Regions from separate parts of the Homo sapiens genome. Here region 2 is linked to region 1. The links are chromatin loops, found by intact Hi-C in ENCODE. Cell type or tissue: heart left ventricle. All regions are shown on one strand. Each heading gives the region's core, and the rest is flanking DNA. Links, peaks and the distances in the headings are about the cores only.

The links. Hi-C counts contacts between places; a loop is a spot of excess contacts. Peaks named below come from ENCODE experiments on the same cell type or tissue, not always from the same donor. Only the 100,000 strongest peaks of a DNase experiment are listed, where the experiment ranks them.
Region 2: a loop joins it to region 1, with 2.9 times the contacts of the local background. A loop is called at or near these places in 34 of 110 quality-filtered maps.

What each region holds. Positions count from the first base shown.
Region 1 is chr12:109,089,171-109,099,911 of GRCh38, reverse strand. It overlaps ALKBH2 (alkB homolog 2, alpha-ketoglutarate dependent dioxygenase), which reads left to right and starts at 6,440. Exons shown (of 4, transcript NM_001145374.2): 1 at 6,440-6,665; 2 at 6,975-7,405; 3 at 9,705-9,903. The coding sequence starts at 7,126. UNG (uracil DNA glycosylase) reads right to left here and starts at 2,315. Exons shown (of 7, transcript NM_080911.3): 1 at 2,101-2,315; 2 at 1,274-1,480; 3 at 628-723. The coding sequence starts at 2,232. RefSeq lists a silencer at 1,747-2,136. In heart left ventricle, for the core only: CTCF peaks have their summits at 6,139 and 6,340 (motif pointing right); DNase peaks (open chromatin) are centred at 1,481, 1,841, 2,551 and 6,401; H3K4me3 peaks cover 2,352 bases; H3K27ac peaks cover 850 bases.
Region 2 is chr12:108,797,532-108,808,272 of GRCh38, reverse strand. It overlaps SSH1 (slingshot protein phosphatase 1), which reads left to right. Exons shown (of 15, transcript NM_018984.4): 8 at 446-640; 9 at 1,879-1,972; 10 at 3,089-3,217; 11 at 5,905-5,951; 12 at 7,347-7,493; 13 at 9,073-9,273. LOC101929204 (a long non-coding RNA gene) reads right to left here and starts at 6,143. Exons shown (of 4, transcript XR_945329.3): 1 at 5,739-6,143. RefSeq lists enhancers at 1,480-2,679, 5,724-6,677, 9,407-9,908. In heart left ventricle, for the core only: CTCF peaks have their summits at 4,362 and 4,567 (motif pointing right); DNase peaks (open chromatin) are centred at 3,392 and 6,312; H3K4me3 peaks cover 1,750 bases; H3K27ac peaks cover 6,915 bases.

The sequences.
Region 1 (10,741 bases), core at 1,406-9,405:
TTTTGTATTTTAGGAGAGACCAGGTTTCATTGGTCTTGAACTCCTGACCTCAAATGATCCTCCCACTTTGGCCTCCGAAAGTGCTGGGATTACAGGCATGAGCCACCGTGCCCAGCCCCACGAACTTCTGAACACAAGATGGATGAGAGCCGCCAACCAGCAACTGTTATATAAGACAAACTAAAGCAAAGGGATCTGATAACAGAACCACAAAACTGTTCAGGCCAGAAGTCAAGAGCTTGAAAGTGCTAACTATAAGGCAGTGTGGTCAGGTCAAGGTGGGGTTGACTATAACAAGCTGCAAAAGATTTAACTGCTTTGTGTGTCAGTTTGAACTTCACCACCACCATAACATCTGACACCGCGGGAGGTTAGTTTCAGGATTTAAAAAAAATACAAGAAATAAGAGCACAGGATGTACATAGTTTTCCTTTTTGCCACATAAATACCACGTGGTAAACATTAAAAAGAGTAAATACAGGCTGAAATACAGTCAGCCAAACCTCGGGATTTCAGTGTTTTATTTACTACTGAATGATGGACTGTGGCTTAACTCCAGTGTCCCTAATTTAAAAATACTATTTGACTCCTTCTCCCCAATAAAAATTATCAACAAGTTGTACTTACATCTTTTATGTCACACATCTGGGTCCAGGTGAAGACTTGGTGTGGGGGTGGATAAACAGTGTAATGCTTTCTTTCTTCTGCAACAAATCCCATTAGCTGATTTAAAGATAAACTAGACTTAAAATCAGATTCTCATTGGAAACCATAAGAATTCAATAAGAAAGCTTCTAGTGCAAGTTATTTGGAACATCATTAGTTCTTTGTCATGTTATGTCCAAATTCTTTTAAAAAACAACAAACAAAAACAGTGCCTGCCCCCCCACCTAAGTGGTTCAATCAGGTCAATTCCTTGCCTCTTTCTCTGGGCTGGGTCCTGACAGTGCCACTCCTCTCGGCTTTTTAAAGCTCAAGCCAGGTTTCATTCAGGATGGTTGGTGATTTTACTACGCCAGCCTTTCCTGGACAATAGACTATGTGACTTAAATGAATCCATGATATCATCTCGCGGGTCGTTAACAACTTTAACCAATATAAAGCTGCAGAGTGAAACATCATGGCTTTCTTTTACCCCCTTTGTGAGTAAAGGAGGTTGAAGGGGGTACAACCTAAGCCTACGGAAACATGAACTTGGCCGGCTACACTAACAAGACAAAAGGGCCGGCAGCCTCCACATTTACCCTTATGGAAGGTGCATTTCCATATTTACCTTGATAAAATACGGTTTCCCGAACTCCCCGCTGAGGTGCTTCTTCCAGCTCTCTCCAAAGCCCACGGGCACGTTGCGGGCCGCGAGTCTGAGCAGGGCCGCGGCCTTGTTCCTCTGGATCCGGTCCAACTGCTCGGCACTCAGCGGCGAGGAGGGCGGCGTCCCAGGCTCCTCCTGCCCAGCCGGGGCCTTCTTGGCTGGGATGGCCTGCAAGTGGTCCCCGCAGAGGCGGCTCAAGAGCTGCAGCGGCCCCTTCCCAGGCGTCCGCAGCTTCCGGCCCAACCCCCACGGCCCAAGGCAGAAGACGCCCATTTGTGGAACAGGTCCCAGCAAAAGCGGACAGTAAGAGCCCAGGGCTGGGCCCGGTCCGGGAATTGGGAATTAGGTTCTAAACTGGAGCGGGGAGACGGGCTGGGAGGCGCCCTATGGCTTCCCGAGGAGCGTCGCGGTGACTGGGAACCCTGCACAGAGGTGCCCCGCCCCCGCCAGACCCGCCCCACCGCGTCCCCACGTGGTCTTTTCGCGGCAAAAAACCTCCCTCTGGGTCCCGCCCCCTCTCCCCTCTGATTGGACAGCGCACCGAGCCAGGAGGGCCTGCGGCGCGCGGATTGGCGCCATGGGCCCCGAGACGCGTTCCCATTGGCTGGCCCTTTAGCATGGCGGCCCATGGGGGACAGCGGCGGCTATTTTGAACACGTGGAGGCTATTTGGAAAGCGGAGCCCGGGTTTACCGAGTCAGAGGCGCGATCCTGCACGCCCTCCGTCAGGCGGGGCCCACCGCCTTCCTCCCCCTTCACCCCCTAGCCCCGGCCCAAGCCGCGCCTCACCGCCGCATCTCCGCTTTCCTCAGGCACCCCAGCCACGCCGGTCCCCTGGACGGCCGGCTCGGGGCTGGGGGCGTGTCGCTTCCTGGCGGGGCTGGGGGAGAAAAAGGAGTAGAGCGTCTTCTGGCCGATCATCCTGGAGCTGAGGAGGCAGCGAACGCGCGCCACCCGGGAACCGGCGAGGCTAGCCCTGGCTGTGGCTGTGGCGGTCAGCAATTGGCGCCAAGCGGCCCGCGCATGCTCCGAGCGGGGGGCTTTGCTGGGGGCGGGGGGCGGTGGAAGGCCCAGTGCGCATGTGCGGGAGGGGCTGGAGTGCAACGCCCCTGGGAGGAGGTGGGGCGTGCAACGGTGCCCGGGGGCCTATTCTTTCATTCGCTTTGTGCCTTCAGCCCACCTCTGCTCTTTGGACAGGCTCTTAAGGCTCAGCTGCAAGAAGAGAAGACTGGTCAGGCGCGGTGGCCCACGCCTGTAATCCTAGCGCTTTGGGAGGCCCAGGCTGGAGGATCGCTTGAGGCCAGAGGGTCTGAGCTGTAGTGAGCTTTGATCGCGCCAATGCACTCCAGGCCTGGGCGACAGAGCGAGACCCTGTCTCTCGGTGGGGTCGGGGGGAGGGGGCTGGGAAGAAAAGTTCCTGCCCCTTAGGGGTGTTGTGGGAGTGCAATGAACAATATAATAATATTGTCCGGGCTTGATGGCTCACGTCTGTAATCCCCGCACTGTAATCCGAGGCATCTCAAAAACAAACAAACAAACAAATACTATTATATTTTGTGTGTGTATTTTGTTTTTGAGACAGAGTCTTGCTCTGTCGCCCAGGCTGGAATGCAGTGGTGTGATCTCAGCCCACTGCAACCTCCGCCTCCCGGATTCAAGCGATTCTCGTGCCTCAGCTAGGATTATAGGCGCGCGCCACCACGCCTGGCTAATTTTTCTATTTTTAGTAGAAATGGGGTTTCACCATGTTTGCCCAAGTGTGTTTTGTATTTTTTTAGTAGAGATGGGGGATCTCACCATGTTGGCCAGTCTGGTCTCGAACTCCTGACCTCAGGCGATCTGCCCACCTTGGCCTCCCAAAGTGCTGGGATTACAGGCATGAGCCACCACACCCAGCCAATATTATTTGTTGAACTGTTATATACATTTTCTCACGCAATTTTCATGGCCTATTTTATGACGATAAACTAAGGCTTAGTGCAGTCAAACATTTTGCCTAATGTATCAGGCTTGTGGGAGACTTTCGGGTCATAGAGGTTAAACACCAACGATTTGTCTTCCAAATGACACCACTGTACCGAACCTCCTCCCACCACTACTAATACACTTAGGATTCTCTTTCCCTCCCTCACATCCAAACCATCCATATCTGCTTTTGGTTCTTTCTCCAAAGCAAACCTCAAATTCAACTGCTGCTCTTGCATCTCCTAGCTACAGAAGACCAGCTGGGAAGCTGGTGTTCTCTTTTCTAGAGAGAGATTTTTACATCATGACAATACCTGGGGCCTGGCCCAGCTCGGTGGCTCACGCCTGTAATCCCAACACTTTGGGAGGCCAAGGAGGGGCGTATCGCTTGAGCACAGGAGTTCGAGACCAGCCTGGCAAACATGGTGAAACCCCGTCTCTACTAAAAATACAAAAATTAGCCAGGCGTGGTGGCATGCATTTGCAATCCCAGCTACTCAGGAGGCTGAGGCAGGAGAATCACTTGAACCCGGGAGGCGGAGGTTGCAGTGAGCTGAGATTGTGCCACTGCACTCCAGCCTGGGTGACAGAGCAAGACCCTGTCTACAAACAAAAAAAAGAAAAAGAAAAAAAAGACAATCCTTAGGTTAAAACCCTTCTTTGGTTTTCAAAAAGGCTTAGAATAAACCCCAGCTTCCTACCCAGGTCTCAGTGCTGCCTCCTCTCTGATGGAAGCCCCCACTACTGAGTCCAGCTCCCAGCACAATTGCTGGACACACCCAGCTTGTCCCCCTGTGGCCTGCACACCCTTGCATTCACCGTCCCCTTGCCTGGAAAGCCTCAGGTCTCAGCTCAGGATCTTTCCCTGAAAAGGACTTCTCCTCCTGCCCCACTTTCTAGCCCATTGCTCTATAACTGCTATACTATACAAAAGCATCTTATTTATTTTTTCTTTTTACACAATTTCTTTAGAGACAGCATATTATTTATTCTTTCCTTGTGTGTTTCTGTCTCCATCCCCGAAATGTAACCTGAGTGAAGAAAGGAACTTGCTGCTTCTTGTTGCTGGTGTGTCCCAGTGCCTAGGACAAGAAGCTGAAGTCTAAGGGAGAGAGGCTCAAAGCTGAAAATCATTTGCCCTTAGAGCCACTATGACCCAGCACTCCCACACCTAGGCATTATTTACCCAAGGGAAATGAAAAACTATATTCACAAAGCTTGTATGTGAATGTTTATAGTGATTTTACTCATAGTAACCTAAAATCAGAGAAACAACCCTATGTGGGGCCTACTCCTGTGGGGCATCCCTTCTATACCAGTAATAAAAAGGAACAAATAAGTAATACAAATGTGCATATACGACTGGGCACAGCGGCTCATGACTGCAATTCCAGCACTTTGGGAGGCCAAGGCAGGCGGATTTCTTCAGCTCACCAGCTGAAGACTATGGAGACCAGCCTGGGCAACATGGCAAAAACCCATCTCTACAAAAAATACAAAAATTAGCCGGGTGTAGTGGTGCATGCCTGTAGTCCCAGCTACTTGGGAGGCTGAGGTGGGAGTGGAGCCTGGGAAGTGGAGGTTGCAGTGAGCCGAGATCATGCAACTGCACTCCAGCTTAGGCAGTAGAGCCAGACCTTGTCTCACAAAAAAAAGCGGGGAGGTGGGGGGGCGCATAAATGAATCTTAAAAGCAATATGCTTAAGTGAAAGAAGTCCCACAAAGGCATTTCTCATAGAGGCTGAGAGGTCCGAGGTTGAGGGGCTGCATCTGGTGAAAACCCTCTTGCTGGTGGGGACTCTGTTGAGTCCTGAAGCCGTGTAGGGCATCACATCGCGAGGGGCCTGAGTGTGCTAGCTCAGGTCTCTCTTCTTCCTTTTATAAAGCCACCAGTCCCACTCCCACGGTAACCCATTAACCCATTAACCCCTGAGCCCATTAATCTATTAATTCATTTATGAGGACATTATGACAGAGCTCTCATGTCCCAATCACCTCTTCAAGGCCCCACCTCTCAATACTGCCACACTGAGGATTAAATTTCAACGCGGATTTTGGAGGAACAGATATTCAAACCACGGCAATTCCCTGTATATGAAATTCTGGAAAAGGCAAAACTATAGGGAGAGAAGACAGATCAGTGGTTGCTGATGCTGGGTGATGGGCGAAGTTGATTAAGAGGCTGGAGCAGTTTTATGGAGGGACGGAACTGTCTTAGATCTTGATTGTGGTGGTGATCATACAATATTGTACATTTGTTGAAATCTGTCAAAACAAAGCCTCTGATCTCATGGAGCTTTCGTTCCATTGAGGGGAGACAGAGTAAATAAAAATTAGGAGCCGGTCGTGGTGGCTCACGCCTGTAATCCCAACAATTTGGGAGGCCCAGGTGGGAGGATCACTTGAGCCCAGGAGCTTGAGACCAGCCTGGGCAACATAGCAAGGCCCTATCTCTACTAAAAATAATAAAAAAATTATTTAGGGTGGGGTGGGATGTGCCTGTAGTCCCAGCTACTCCAGAGGCTGAGACGGGAGGATCGCTCTAACCCAGGAGTTCAAGGCTGCAGTGAGCTATGATCATGCCATTGCATTCCAGCTTGGGCAACAGAGTGAGATCCTGTCTCAAAAAAACAAAACAAACAAGAACAACATCAAAAAACAAGAAAACAAAGAAAAACGAGCAATAATGGAACCAACATTTATTTAGAGGACAGAGCATTTCTCATGCATCCTGTCATCTCCTCAGGCGCTCTCATGACATAGGTGCTGTAGTCCGCACTTCACAGATGAGGCAACTTAACCCCAGAGAGGTTAAGTGACCTGTGGGAGGCCACACAGCCAGGGCGGAGGAGACAGAAACAGAATCCACGATATCCGACTGCAGAACTCCTGCTCCCACTCGTGACAATATACTGGTGGCCCAACGCCCTTTCCGGACACCAAAGTAACCCTCACTGAGAAGTGACGCCAAGCCACAGTTCTCACCCCAGCCGTGATTCTCGACAGTGGCCCAACAGGTGATCAACGGGAAAGCGGCAGTGCTTGCCACACACGGGAGGCCAGCAGGTGGCACCAGGGGGCCGCCCGGCTGCTCTCTTTGCGCCCTAGCCTGCCGTAGTTCCCAGCGTGCTCCGGAAGTGACGCGACCGATTCGCTGGGGCGCGTCTTTCCCACCACGAGGCCACCAGGGTGACTGCGGGATTCCGATCTGCGCCGGAGCTGCGATGCTAGAGCACTCTTGCCACCCCCACCCCACGGACGTGTTGCAGTGATATCAGAATTTTGCGTGCGGTTTACCCGTGTTTAACCTCTTTGCGTCTCGCTTCTGAATCGTATCCACTTGAGCATCACTAGACTGATCTATTTTAACACTGGTGGGGGGCAGCGAGGTCAGTTATGGGTCCTTCCTCCTTAAAGGGGTGGACAGTTGACTTTGGGCAAACCTCTTCGCCTCTGTGGGCAACAGTTTCCCCTTCTGCAAAATGAGGGTTTGGATTGTAGTTTCTAAGTTTAGCTGTGGCGTGCGAATTCCCAGGAGGTAGTTCTTTAAAAATTCAGGTGCTCAGGCGTGGAGTGCAGACCTCTGGGTTTTTGCAAGCTAGCCAGCTGATTCTGATGCACAGGTGGACGTGGGAGACCCTGGATCAGATTGTCCCTAGGGTCCCTTCCGGCTTTAACATCTTCTGTTTCCTTTCTAGGACATGGTTTTAAACTTTAAAATGAAAATGTGAAACTAGGAATGTTGCTGTGAGACCCCTTGGACAAACAGATTTTTGCACTGGGGATAGAACTTGAGCAATTTCTGTCTTGGCCTCGCCACTGACGTCCCTTCTTTCCTGTGGGGACAGGATGGACAGATTCCTGGTGAAAGGGGCTCAAGGGGGCCTTTTGAGGAAGCAGGAGGAGCAAGAGCCAACTGGAGAAGAGCCAGCTGTGTTGGGAGGAGACAAAGAAAGCACAAGGAAGAGGCCCAGGAGAGAGGCCCCAGGGAATGGAGGCCACTCAGCAGGCCCTAGCTGGCGGCACATTCGGGCTGAGGGCCTGGACTGCAGTTACACAGTCCTGTTTGGCAAAGCTGAGGCAGATGAGATTTTCCAAGAGTTGGAGAAAGAAGTAGAATATTTTACAGGTAAGCAGAGGGGTGTGTGTGTGTGTGTGTGTGCATTGAGGGCTTGTTTGGTGCAATTAATGATCGTATGTTTGGAGAAATCTGAACTCAGGATCCATTATTTACTGATGGGTTCACTAATGGATTCATCCAATATTCTCTGAGCACCTCTGGGCTAAGCCCCTTAGGTGCTTGGGACATAAACTTGAAAGAAACTGGATTGCCTGTCTACTAGGAGCTGACAGATGACTCGAGTGAATCTCTCCTTGGCTACTGATGAGTATCTTCTGGGAAAGTTTACAAAACAAAGTAAAAAAACGTGCTGGGTTCTACTGCAGAGCACTTCAATCAGAATCGCTCCGAGTGCAGGCTGACCACTTGTTTGTTTAAAAAGCTTCCAGGTGATTCTCATGGGCAGTCAGGGTTTGAGAATCACTGGTCTCATAGGAGAGATGGCAAATAACCAGGTAATTTCTCCACACCAGTGGTTCTCAGCATCACCTGGTGGACTTGCTGTTGGCAGGACTTGGATTGCTGGACCCTACCCCTGTGGTTTAGTTTAGTTTCTAAGGAGAGTCCAGGTGCTGCTGGTCTGGGGAGCACATGTTGAGAACCACACCTCTATCCTGTAATGAGGACACAAGGATCTGGCAGAGAGGCATAGAAAAGCCCACAGGAAGCTAGGCGTGGTGGCTCGCGCCTGTAATCCCAGCACTTTGGGAGCCCGAGACGGGCGAATCACTTGAGGTCAGGAGTTCGAGACCAGCTTGGCCAATATGGTGAAACCCTATCTCTACTAAAATACAACAACAACAACAAAAAATGAGCTGTGCGTAGTGGTGCATGCCTGTAGTCCCAGCTACTTGAGAGGCTGAGGCAGGACAATCACTTGAAACCGGGAGGCAGAGGTTGCAGTGAGCCGAGATCGCACCACTGCACTCCAGCCTGGGCAACAGAGTGAGACTGTGTCTCAAAACAAAACAAAACAAAAAACGAAAGCCCACAGGCCAGGCACGGTGGTACACACCTGTAATCCCAGCTACTCTGGAGGCTGAGGCAGGAGGATCACTTGAGGCCAGGAGTTCAAGTCCAGCCTGGGCAACATAGTGAGACCCCCTCGTCACTTTATTCTTTTATGCTTTGAGACAGGGTCTCGCTCTGTCACCTAGGCTGGAGGGCAGGGGCACGATCTTGGCTCACTGCAGCCTCGTCCGCCTGGGCTCAAGTGATTCTCCCACCTCAGCATCCTAAGTAACTGGGACCACAGATGTACACCACCAAGCCTGGATAATTTTTAAATTATCTGTAGGTCTCACTGTGTTACCCAGGCTGTTAATTGAACTCCTGGCCTTGAGTGATCCTCGCCTTGGCCTCCCAAAGTGCTGGGATTGCAAGCATGAGCCAGCGCGCCTGGCTCACCATCTCTTTAAAAAAAGAAATGCCCACAAGAGACCCCAGCAGTGTGAGCCCCATCTTTCATGGGGTCACATGCCCTTAGTCCCTACAGTTGACAAGCTATCCTAGCCTGTAAACTAACTTTATCGTGTTCCAATTTCAGCCTCTTTATTCTGCCCTTACTGTAGTTAAGGCAGTTAAGTTACAGTGTTCACTAAAAAAATGGCCCAGGACCATGTTTCTCTCCTTGTAGAACAAGAGTCACTGTTCTTACATGAACATTTGGGGCAGTTGGCTTGGTGCAGTGGTGCACACCTATAATCCCAGACTTTGGGAGACTGAGGTGGGCGGACCACTTGAGCCCAGGAGTTCAAGACCAGTCTAGGCAACATGATAAAACCCTGTGTCTTACAAAAAAATACAAAAAAAGTTAGCCGGGCATGGTGGCATGCCCCTGTGGTCCCAGCTACTCAGGAGGCTGAGGCAGGAGGGCTGCTGGAGCCCTGGAGGTGGAGGTTGCAGTGAGCTTACAAAAAAGTTAGCCAGGCATGGTGGCACGCCCCTGTGGTCCCAGCTATTCAGGAGGCTGATGCGGGAGGATTGCTGGAGCACGGGAGGTGGAGGTTGAAGTGCGCTGAGATTGTGCTACTGTACTCCAGCCTGGGTGACACAGGGAGACCCTGTCTCAAAGAAAACAAAACAAAAAGAAAATTTGGGGCAAGCCAAAATGATGATTGAAGAGGGGTTTAAATTGCATGGAATGACGGGGAAATGTTATTCCTTACTTCCCTTTCAATCTTGAATACCCAGGGAGCATGTATGTGGGGCACTGGATTTCTGGTGATGGCAGTGCGGGTTGGGGGGGGCATCTGGATTTCTAGATGGGGGTCAGGTAGAAAGGAACTGCCATGTTTCCTCTGCACAGGAGCACTGGCCAGAGTCCAGGTATTCGGGAAGTGGCACAGTGTGCCCAGGAAGCAGGCAACGTATGGCGACGCTGGGCTGACCTACACATTTTCAGGCCTCACGCTGTCTCCAAAGCCCTGGATCCCAGTTCTAGAGCGCATCCGGGATCACGTCTCTGGGGTGACTGGACAGACCTTCAACTTTGTGCTCATCAACAGGTGACACCCTGTTTAGTGGACTCAATGTTACAAGTCTTCTGTCTCCTCCAAAAGGAAGTGTTTAGGGTTCCACCCTATTTGGTTCATTGGTACAAATCATTTCTTAGTACACTGGGGCTCTAAGAGTGGAATAGCGCCAGCACTCGGTCTTCCTGGATCCTGGAGCTCATCCCGGAGTAGGAAGTGAGAGGTGATTAACTCCTGAACAAACAGCTGAATGAGATAATTTCTTCTTCTCTTTTTCTTTCTTTTTTTTTTTTGAGACAGGGTTTTTCTATGTTGCCCAGGCTTGGTCTCAAACTGCTAGGCTCAAGCGATCCTCCCACCTCAGCCTCCCAAAGTGCTGGGATTACAGGCGTGAACGACTATGCCTGACCCTAGACGATTTCAGACAGTGATAACCATCTTGCAAAAAATTAAACAGGCCGATTTGACTGAGAATGGCTGAGAGGTTTGCGATTAGGGCAAGGTTTCTCAACGGCAGCACTGCAGACATTTTGGGCCCAGTCATTCGTTGTTGTTGGGGCTGACCTGTGCCTTGCAGGATGTTGAGCAGATCCCTGGCCTCCATCCACTAGATTGCAAGTAGTGTCCCCCACCCCCCAATACCTGTCCCCTGGGGCAGAATCACCCTGGTGGAGAACCCTGGGTGGGTTTAAGGGAAGGTCACTTCAGATGGGGTGGTTAGAGGAGGGCTGAGGCAGTGCGTTTGAGCTGATAACTAAATGGAGAGTGCCAGCCACAGACATCTGGAGGGAGAGCAGAGGGACTCTGGAGTGTCTGTGAAGCAAAAATGCTGCAGGATGGCCGGAAAGCAGTGAATGAGGGAAAGAAGGGG
Region 2 (10,741 bases), core at 925-8,924, 290 kb after region 1:
CTCCAAGAGTGAGCCCTTTACAAACTGCACTTCTCAGCCGGGCATGGTGGCTCACGCCTATAATCCCAGTACTTTGGGAGGCCGAGGCGGGCAGATCACTTGAGGCTAGGAATTCAAGACCAGCCTGTCCAACATTGTGAAACCCTGTCTCTCCTAAAAATAGAAAAATTAGCTGGGCGTGGTGGTGGGCGCCTGTGGTCCCAGCTGCTCGGGAGGCTGATGCAGGAGAATTGCTTGAACCCAGGAGGCGGAGATTGCATTGGGCCGAGAACGTGCCACTGCACTCTAGCCTGGGAGTGACAGAGCGAGACTCTGTCCCAAAAAGAAATAATCAACCAATCAATCATTGCCCTTCCCTTCCCGTATTTGAACCCCTTTGTCAGAGGAGAAAACCCTGCATCTCTTGTGCCTTCCCAGGCCTGACCCTGTCTTCTCCTCGCCCCAGGTCTGCCCTGCAGGTGCTTCACAAGGCCTGCGAAGTGGCCCGGAGGCACAACTACTTCCCCGGGGGTGTAGCTCTCATCTGGGCTACCTACTATGAGAGCTGCATCAGCTCCGAGCAGAGCTGCATCAACGAGTGGAACGCCATGCAGGACCTGGAGTCTACGCGGCCCGACTCCCCCGCGCTATTTGTGGACAAGTAAGTGAGGTGCCTCTGGTGTGAGCGCACCCAAGCCCACAGGCACCTGCCTCTCCCCCACCTGCCCTGTGCCCGACCCTGAACCTGCATTGGGCCACACCTCCCCTGGAGTCCCTTGAGTGAGAACCCTAGCTTTCTCAGAACCAGCGTTTAAAGCAGGGGTCTGTGACACAGGCCCCTGTCCCATGCAAAAAAAAGAAAAAAAAAAAAAAAATTACTGATGAATTTGGTGAATGCATTTCTGGGGACGGGGTCCGTAACTCCCATCAGACTCTCAAAGGAATGTGTGGCCCTTTGTGTCCCCAACTCCTTCCAGAGCTCTGTGGTCTGGCCTTTTCTCTTCAGATTACCAGAGACTTAATTCTCAGAGCCTCCCGCTCTGCTCTGAGGAGAGTTAGGAATGTGTCCTCTGCTTCCTTGGATCCAAAAACACAACTGGTGAGGGCAGCCTGCCTTAGCAGCAGCCATGGTGAACCACATGACCTGTGTCGTGTGACCTACGACAGCGCTGACATGGAGAGGCCACACTCGCTGAAGTCTAGTTAGGGAGAATGCTGGTCGCCCCTCCCCTCGGGGTCAGGACCCTGCTCCCACAGTGTGGTGTTCCTCCAGGACACTGCATTTTGGGAAGACTATGGATAAACCACAGTGTGTTCAGAGGGCAGAGACCTGAGGGATGGGAAGCCACATTAGGAGAGGGCCTTGAAATCACGGAGGAAGGGTAGTTGCCTTTGAATATTTGAAGATTCCTCATGGGGAAGAAGGATTATCCTGGTCTGTGTGTCCCCTAGAGTTAAAACCAGAGCAGGGAAATACCCAGATTTTGATTCTGAGGAAAAAGGGGATAATGGGATCTGCTGCAGCTGGGCCGGGCTGCCTCAGACAGTGAGGTCCTCATGCCCACACGTGTTCGAGCAGAGACTCAAGGGCCCAGGGGCCTGGGGATGTTGCGCTGGGCATCCCAGCATCCTGCCCTAAGAGCGTCTGAGCAAGGAGTTTCCACACTGTCCTCTCCCCGCTTGACCTGCTCCCTGCTCTGTTGACTCCCGTGGGAGTTCTAGAGCTGCAGCGGGTTTTCTGTGCACCTCTCCCTGCTGCCTGAGAACATGCACACCAAGAAGCGTGCTCTCCTTGCCAAGCCGTGTTCTGTTTAGACCCAGGAGCATCTGGCATTCCTGTAACCTCCGACCACAAGCTTTCTACAGCTCCTTGCTCTCCTAAACGTCATTTCTTTCCAGGCCCACTGAAGGGGAAAGGACCGAGCGCCTCATCAAAGCCAAGCTCCGAAGCATCATGATGAGCCAGGATCTAGAAAATGTGACTTCCAAAGAGGTAAGACAACTCCTCCCTTCATTGCAGGTCAGAGGTCATGCAGCCTCCATGTGTCCTGCTCCCGAAAGTGCAGCAAAAGCAGGCCCAACATCTGGTTGTCTTTACCTGTCCTCTGGTATCAGCCCCCGGAGGCTTTTTTCTGCCTCGTTCTACAATTGTATCAGGCCTCGGAGTCAGACTCCAGTTTGAGTCCAGATCTGCCGCTTATCGGCTATGAGACATTGAGTGAATTTCTTGACCTTTGTGAGCCTCACCTATATGGCCTTTGGGGAGAAGTCCATGAGATCCACAGACTGCACCGAGAAGCATTGATCTGTTTTAATAACACCCCCTTGTTCTCTCTTCTGCTCCCTATTACCTTGGGTTTTATGGAAGAGACAGCAGACTTATTTCTCCACAGGATGACAGCTTGACCTGCAAGTATCAAATTCTAGAATAATTTCTCTCTACCTTTTTACCTTTTCATGTTTTTTCCTGGATCACTTTTTTTTCCATTGCTTTTTATTCAAAGCATGCAATGAATTACAATGAGAGATTCAACTGGATGGATCTAAGAAGTTAAAATTGACATTTTAAAAGTTCATTTATAATCTTTTTTTTTTTTTTAAGAGACTTGGTCTTCCTGTGTTGACCAGGCTGGTCTTGAACTCCTGGCCTCAAGCAATCCTCCCACCAAGGCCTCCCAGAGTGCCGGGATTACAGGCATGAGCCACTCCATCCAGCCCTGTCTTTTAATTAATGAATACATTTTTTAAAAATCATATTGTGATATCTTTCCAAGAAAGATAGAACTGATTTTAGATTATTTGATGTATTTGACATTTAATTATAAAAGTAAAAGTAAGTTTAAACTTGGTAGAAGAGATCTCATGGAAATCAAATTCCTTATTTGAAATAATAAACTTTACCCAGTTGGGTTTACTTCTAAGCTGAATAACCTGCATTCCTGCCACCCACGCATGTATGTTGCGTGTATCTAAATGTATTACTCTGAAAGAGAAAAAACACCCACCTTTTTTGGAAATAGGCACAGTTTCCATTGTAACTTTAATTCTTTTGAGGTGGACGATTGTTTTCTTTAACAAATCACTTTTCCTAATATTTTCTACTCCACAGATTCGTAATGAATTAGAGAAACAGATGAATTGTAACTTGAAGGAACTCAAGGAATTTATAGACAATGAGATGCTACTTATCTTGGGACAGATGGACAAGCCCTCCCTTATCTTCGATCATCTTTATCTCGTAAGAGGCATGGCCCTGGCAGTATCTGGTTTGGGGGACATAAATCAGACCCTGGTTGTTTAAGAGTTTGTAGCAAGTCCGGGAGAAAAAGCAGGCAAAAAACTTGAGTTGCCAGAGCCTCCATCCTGGCTGGCAGGAGCTCCCCTCTTTGGCCCCTTCTCTGGCCTGCAGCCTGCTGATCTGCTCTTGAGCCAGCTGTTTGAGACGTGGCTTCCAGCTGAGCTGCGGGGAGTTGTTTGGGAGCTATTTGGCGTAGTCAACTGGCATGTGTTTCAGACTCTTGCAAACCCTTTGTCTTCTTCAGCCACTAACACATAGGCCCCATCCAGTTACTTCCAAGTGGTTTGTGGGCTAAAAAACCCCAGTTACTAAAGGAAGTGTCCTCACCAAACCCCAGAATTATGCCTAGGCATCCTGAGACATGAGAAACAACAGGGAGGAGAGATCACACAGCTGACACGGAGCTCCCGCTGAGCTTGTCCAGACAGCTTTTCCATGCACGGCTCCAGGGCCGCTGGAAGCCCTCACCCGGGTCCTGTAGCTCTGGGTGGGTTGTACTGATTTCTGTGCACCTCCACGGCTAGCTCAGATTGTTTTAATGCTGTGAATATCCATAGAAGGCAACTGGCAAGTTGTCAAAGTCAGAGAGGCTATAGAGGAAGGCACGTTACTAAAATTAGAGAGGCCTAGTGGTGTAATGAAAATCAGGGCCCACCAGGGCCGGGATTCCCACTCCTCAGCCTCAGCGGCTATGTGACTTGGAAGAAGTCACTTTTCCTCTTTTTTTCTTCATCCTATACCCCAAGGGATGACTATGAGGATTAAATGAAATACAAACTGGGCACAGTGGCTTATGCCTGTAGTCCCAGCTACTCAGGAGGCTGAGGGGGAGGATAGCTTTAGCCTAGGAGTTGGAAGCCAGCCTGGGCAACATAGTGAGACCTTGTCTCTAAAAAATATTTTTTTTAATAAAATAAAATTAAAAATACATATTTAAAGCACCGAGTACAGTTTTTGCAGGTGCTAACTAATGGTAACCATTGTTAGAGGAGAAAGTGCTTCCTGGGAAAGCTAAGGAAGTAAATTTACTACTAGAGACAAGAAAGACTTTGTTTTCTGTAGGAAGTAATTAAGAGTTATGTATATGTCATGATATCTATGTAGATAAGTAGATATGTATATTTTTTAATACATTTCTGTATACAAATCTATATAGATTTCATAGTGATTGATTAAAATGTATGTACATGTGTGGATTTGAAAGTGTGGGCAGTCCTGGGCACTGATCTCCCTGGAAGTCTGTTGATTTCCCTGGTGAGAAGGGAACAGAAGGCACCTTCCTTCTTTCTCCACTAGGTGGCAGTCACAGCAAGAGGACAGTCTCAGCTTCAGCGGCACTCGCGTTATGTTTTTAGTGTGGTTCAGTGCTTTATGTCACTTTTTCCATGAGAGATACTAAAGGAATTTTTATGTTTGGGCCTCTCCCTCAAATATGAAAATTCAGCTAGTGTCGCACATTGCCAGCTTGCTCAGGGCCCTGCCACCCCTGGTCCTGAGGGGTCTGCCCTCTTGGGAACTTGGGAAAGGAAGTTTCAAGGAAGACAAAGGTGGATTCTTTTGCTCTTTATGATACTATGTTGTTTGCATTTCCTAAGAGGAAAGTGATCATTTTTTCTTTTCTTTTTTTTTTTCCCCCGTTCCATGTCCTTTGAATGCTTGGGAGTGGAAGGTTTTTCAATGATACCATTTTTTAAAAGTACTAAATTAAAACATGTTGCAGAAAGTCTGAAAATAGAAATAAATCTAAAGAAGAAAAAAGCATTCCCGATCTCGCAAATCCAGAGGTAGTCCCTGTTAACATTTTGGCATATTTATTTTCCCATCTTCTGTTTTTTTGGGTTTTTAAAATGCATATATAGCTTCTTTGAAAACGCACAAAGAAAGAAAGGATCATACTGTTTATGTTTATATAGTCCTGTATCCTCCTCTCTTAAAATTTTTTTTCCTTACATGGTATTTGCCTGTGTCATTAAATATTCTGCAAAATTTATTTGTTTTAAAGACTCCATCATGAAGATCCAGCCTCATTTATTTTACTCATTTTTTCCCTTTGGACGTTTGGGTGGTTTCCACTGGTTTATTACAAATAATTATAAATATCCTCCTACCTAAATCACTGTGTGAGTTCTGATTATTTCCTCAGGATAGCTTTTTGTAAGTGGAATTACTGGGTCAGAGGGTGGGAACTTTTTCAGTATTGCCAAAATACTTCCCAGAAGGTAGAACGATTCCTGCTTTAATTAGTGGCTTGTGAACGTGCCCTTCCCTGGGTGGGAGGTCGCAGGTCATTGCCTCTGCTTACAGGACCCCCCCCCACTGGACTCTTAGGAAAGGAAGTGGGGAGACGGAGAGCAGGTTTTCCTGGACTTGCTGTTTCCCTAAGGCCAAGGGGCCAGTGAGGGCCGGGACCCTTCCCTCCCTCCGTCCCTCCCTCCCTTCCTCTCATGCTCTGAGTACTCACTCAGGAATCTCCTTGAATATCAGCCGCTGGTTCTCTCTGTTCTCTGAGGCCAATGGGGCCATGAAATAAGACCTCACCGCCAGAGCTAGGGCAAACCATGCATCCCCTGAGCAGCTCTGAGGCTGACATGTGACACTCACAGGAGCTTGTGTGATCTGTCTCCCAGGGCTCTGAATGGAATGCATCCAATCTGGAGGAACTGCAGGGCTCAGGGTGAGTCTCCTCCCCTTGTCTTTCCCTGTCCTTCCAGGCAGCTTAGAAACCCTCCACTCTGCCATGGAGGGGGAGACCTTGGGGCTGCCTGCCTGTAATTGCCTGCACCCTGGTCTCTGAAGTGGCTGCCAGGGGTTGATGTGCATAGCTAAACAGATGTGCTTCCAAACACCACGCCCTGAATAATTCATGGAGTTTAGATTGTGCCGAAGTCTCGCGTGATCGTGTGGATTGAGGAAAACTTAAAATTACACTCTAATTGCTGTAGGACCGCCTGGATATTGATTAGGCTCTGTGCTGCCTCACCCCCACCCCGCTTCCCTGCCCCGCACAGTTGCTGCAAACCCTAGTGTGGACGCAGAGGTCTGCTGGCTGTTGCGTTAGTCAGCAACCCTGATCCCTGGGCCACTTTGGGCTCTATCTGAGCTAATGCTTTGGGGCCTGGTGGGAATCTTGCAACTTTACGCTCAGTGTTGGCCAGAAGCATATGCCTGTCGTAGTCTGACAAACACTCAGCAGGGATGAAAAATGTTTCAATCTAGACCTTCAAGAACAGATGTCTGGACTTTTTTTTTTTTTTTTTTTAAAACAACACAGCCACAAAATCACCGTTCTGTGGGCCTGACATGATGACATTCTAGAATTACCACGTTTAAAAATCAAGACTAAACAAATCTTAAAATACATCTTTAGAACTACCGGTTAAGATGCATTCTTTCAACAGAAAGTATTCTTAAAACGTAAGGCCATACTCTTCTGTGCTTTCGTCTTGCTGGGAATAAATTAATGATTTTCTTAGGTATTTTTTTAAGCATGTCTAAATATTATGAAACCTATTTGAGATGTTTTCTAACTCCTGACATTATTTTCTTCCAGAAGTAAAAGTATTGATTAAGTTGAGAGAACTACAGAACCTGGGTTAGCAGACCCTGTCAAATACTTATTTGTCTATCTTGCCTTTTTCCAAAAAAAGATTTAAGGCAGTTCCCAAGGATATAGATAATGGATGGATATAGTCTGCTTTTTAGCTCTTTAAGAGTGAAGACACTGGGATTTTTTTAAGCCTCTGTATATTCATAATAGTCATGAATAGTTATAAATTTAAGTAATACGTATATTTAATTTTCCAGAATGCTTTAAACTGAGCTTTCTTTTTATAAGGTCTTTACAATAATTTGGTTTCTTAGTATAAATATAACACATTTTCACCATTGAGAGGGCATTTAGAAAATACCAAAAAACATAGCTATTAAGGAAAAACCAAAGTCCCGCCACGAACATATGACCCTTGGTTAATGTGTGTTTCCTTTTCTTTTCTCTGCCAGTTTTTATTACCTTGCTTTTCTTTCTCATTCAGATTGTCCAAATTTGTTTCTTATTTTTTTCTCATTGCAGGGTTGATTACATTTTAAATGTTACCAGAGAAATCGATAATTTTTTTCCTGGCTTATTTGCATATCATAACATCCGAGTCTACGATGAAGAGACCACAGACCTCCTCGCCCACTGGAATGAAGCGTATCATTTTATAAACAAAGCGAAGTAAGTGGACAGAGAGGCGGGGCTGAGGATGAAACCAACCTGCTGAGGCTGGGAGAGTGGGAATGAACGAGACTGCAGATGCAGAAGTCGGCTGGTGGGAGGGGGGATCCTAACGGGACTCCAGACGCAGGAGTTGGCTGGTGGGAGTGGACTTGATGTGGGATGGACCTTTGCTTTTAGTCGCAGGACTCCAAGCACCAAAGGAGAAAAGTGGTTGGTCCTCTCCAGGTAGAGTCCCTATTGAGCTTAGTCTCTCCCACCTATCTTTGATTGTGACACTTGACCCCAGTTGTCATCATCAGCTCTGATTCCAGGCAAGCCCCAGATACCAAGTGGACACTCAGGGGCCCCACCCCTAGGAAGTCACTGAGCCAAAGAGGGCTAGGGGATGACATGCACGGACACGGGCTTAGAGCTTCTTTGGGACTGTCTCCCTAAGAATACGGCCCTTCTTCCCTCCCTGAGTTACTGTCGCATGAAACAGGACAGCACGTTGGAGGTCATGGCCAGCCCCACTGCCCCTGAGCCCGTCAGCGGTTTCACCTGTCTCTGGTGCTCATTTTATTCCCCTGCGAAACAGCTCTGCCTTATTAAGAACAGAAAGAACCCTTTGAGATGCTGTCAAGACAATCACCCTCTTCTGCTTTATCTCCCTCTGGGTCAAAGCCACATGATGTGTCCTTAACCAAATCTTAGTTCCCTTATATTCCCAGGAGACAAACTCAAGACTCCCTTGACGGAAACTTCAGACCAGCAGTTAGGGGGAAAAAACCCCACTGAGATTTGCAGGAGAATTTCAAGGTTGGGGTATAGGAAACCAGAGCCGGCTCCCACCTGGTGGGTCTGCCTTCTGTACAAATAAAGTTTCGCAGGTGCTGCCCTTACTGGCTTGGCGCTCCTTCACATTCTTGAGCAAGTGATACTTAAAGAAACACTGTCTCCTGGGCCATATCTGGTAAATCAGCCAGGCCTGGGCCAGCACTGCCTCCTTACAAATAAACGGCCAGCCCCATCTTCCACTCCTGGCTTTTTTTTGCGGCCGCCCTTACTCCTGCTCCCTGGCCCTCCTGTCTGAAGAGCATCTCGCTCTCCCCAGGGCCTTGCAGCTTTCAGTTTGCTGACCCCATTTTTCTGCAGTAACTCATTCACTGTCTCCATCTGCTGTAGCAGCTGAGTAGCTCTTGCAGAAATCCCGTTAGCTGCCCACTCTCGTCTCAGGAAAGGGCTTTTGGTCCCCTAGCCCATCCCAGCCATGTGAGAAGATTCTCACTTGGTCCCTGAAGGCAGCCAAATATTGAAGCTCTCCCTGCAAACAAAACATGGCCAGGCCAGAACAGATTTCTTTTGATATCCCATTGTGTGCTAATTGATTCTACAGTGGTGGTATTTCCTTTAGAGAGTGCGTGGACATCTGCTCCGTAAACATTAAGACGTAGGAGGATTTCGGCAGTAAGATATCTACAGGGTTTAAAAAAATGATTCGGGTAAAACCTGAGAGAATGAAGTTGTTGGAGCTTTTTAACTCCTTCCCCACTGCTTCTCCCCCATCTCTCCTCCCCAACTGCTCCCACCCCTGCAGGAGGAACCATTCCAAGTGCCTGGTGCATTGCAAAATGGGCGTGAGTCGCTCGGCCTCCACAGTCATAGCCTATGCAATGAAGGAATTCGGCTGGCCTCTGGAAAAAGCATATAACTATGTAAAGCAGAAGCGCAGCATCACGCGCCCCAACGCGGGCTTTATGAGGCAGCTGTCTGAGTATGAAGGCATCTTGGATGCAAGGTGGGTGCCTGCCTGGAGAGAAGGGTTGGCAGGCGGAGCTGGAGCAGCCATGTGGCCAAGCCAGCCAGGCCTCTGTCGGCAGCAGAGCATGCTCCCATTCGGCCCAGCAGCCGCTTCCACAGCCAAAATCCTGCCTCTCAGGGGGAGCCAGTTTGAGAAAAACAACTATTGTTTGGGCTTTGATGAGTGGTTTCCAGGAGGGATCTGTTTTGATTTTCTTGGCACACACATAAAGCTGGTTTTGCTGCTGGAGGGAACGGTGCCTAGGTTCTAAGCCAAGGCCTGGCCTCGTGTGTGTGGCGTAAGCACGTGCGCATCTCGCTTCCTGGGCATCTGGTTTGTGCCAAGCCCTGTGCACCAGCTTTGCTGCAGGAAAAGCCAAGGACTCGGAGAGGCACAGCAACCAGGTTCCGCCACTGATGAGCAGGGCAAGTCAGGGCAAGCCCATCAGTCTTCCCGAGCCTCAGTTCCCTCTTCTAAGAATTAATGCCCACCTTAGCTGGGCCTGGGACATGCACTTGTAGTCCGAGCTGCTTAGGAAACTGAGATGGGAGTATTGCTTGAGCCCAAGAGTTCGAGTCTGCAGTGAACTGTGATTGTGCTACTGGACTCCAGCCTGCATGACAGAGCAAGACCCCATCTCTTAAACAAAAATGCTTTTTAAAACACTGAGGTCAGGTGTGGTGGCCCACACCTGTAATCCCAACAATTTGGGAGGCCAAGGTGGGTGGTCGCTTGAGCTCAGGAGTTCGAGACCAGCCTTGCTGATGTAGTATATTTTCTTGACCCCTTTTTGGGACACGTGACAGAGGTGCCTCATTTACCCAGTCCACCCCACTCAACCCCTCATGGGAGGGAGCGTACAAGCGAACTAGTGCAGGAACTGGGGTGAGCGAGTGGAGGAACCGGCCTCTTTGCTCTGGCAGGAGTGAACCCTGTGCAGGCCCCATGGCAGCATCCAGGTGTGGGTGCCTGTGACCCTAAGGCCTCAGAGGGTGTGTTATAATACTCCTTTAGCTCTGCCATCCACAGATAGCAGTGTGTTACCAGCTCAGTGGGCCCTTTGCTTCATCGTGTGAGGCAGCTGCCTTCTACCAGTGAGGGCAAAGGGCCAATGTGACAGCATTTTTGGGTACTCACACCTGGTGTGTCCTGAATTCTTGTCTGGTGCTCAAGAGGAATGAGGTCACATGGGCGAATTGAAGAATGGTGAATGTGGAGAATTTTACTGAGTGATGAAAGCAGCCCTCAGCAGAGAGGGGAGCTGGAAAGGGGATAGGAAGGGAAGGTCGCTCTCCCCTGAGGTCAAGCCACCTCTCTGCCTCGTCCAGCCTCCATCTTCTAAAGTCAAGCTGCCACTCTCTCCGACATCCAGGCACTTCTTCCTGACGTCCAACTGCTGCTTCTCTCTGCCAGCTGAGTCTGGGGTCTTTATAGGCACAGGATGGGGGTGGAGTGGGCTATAGGT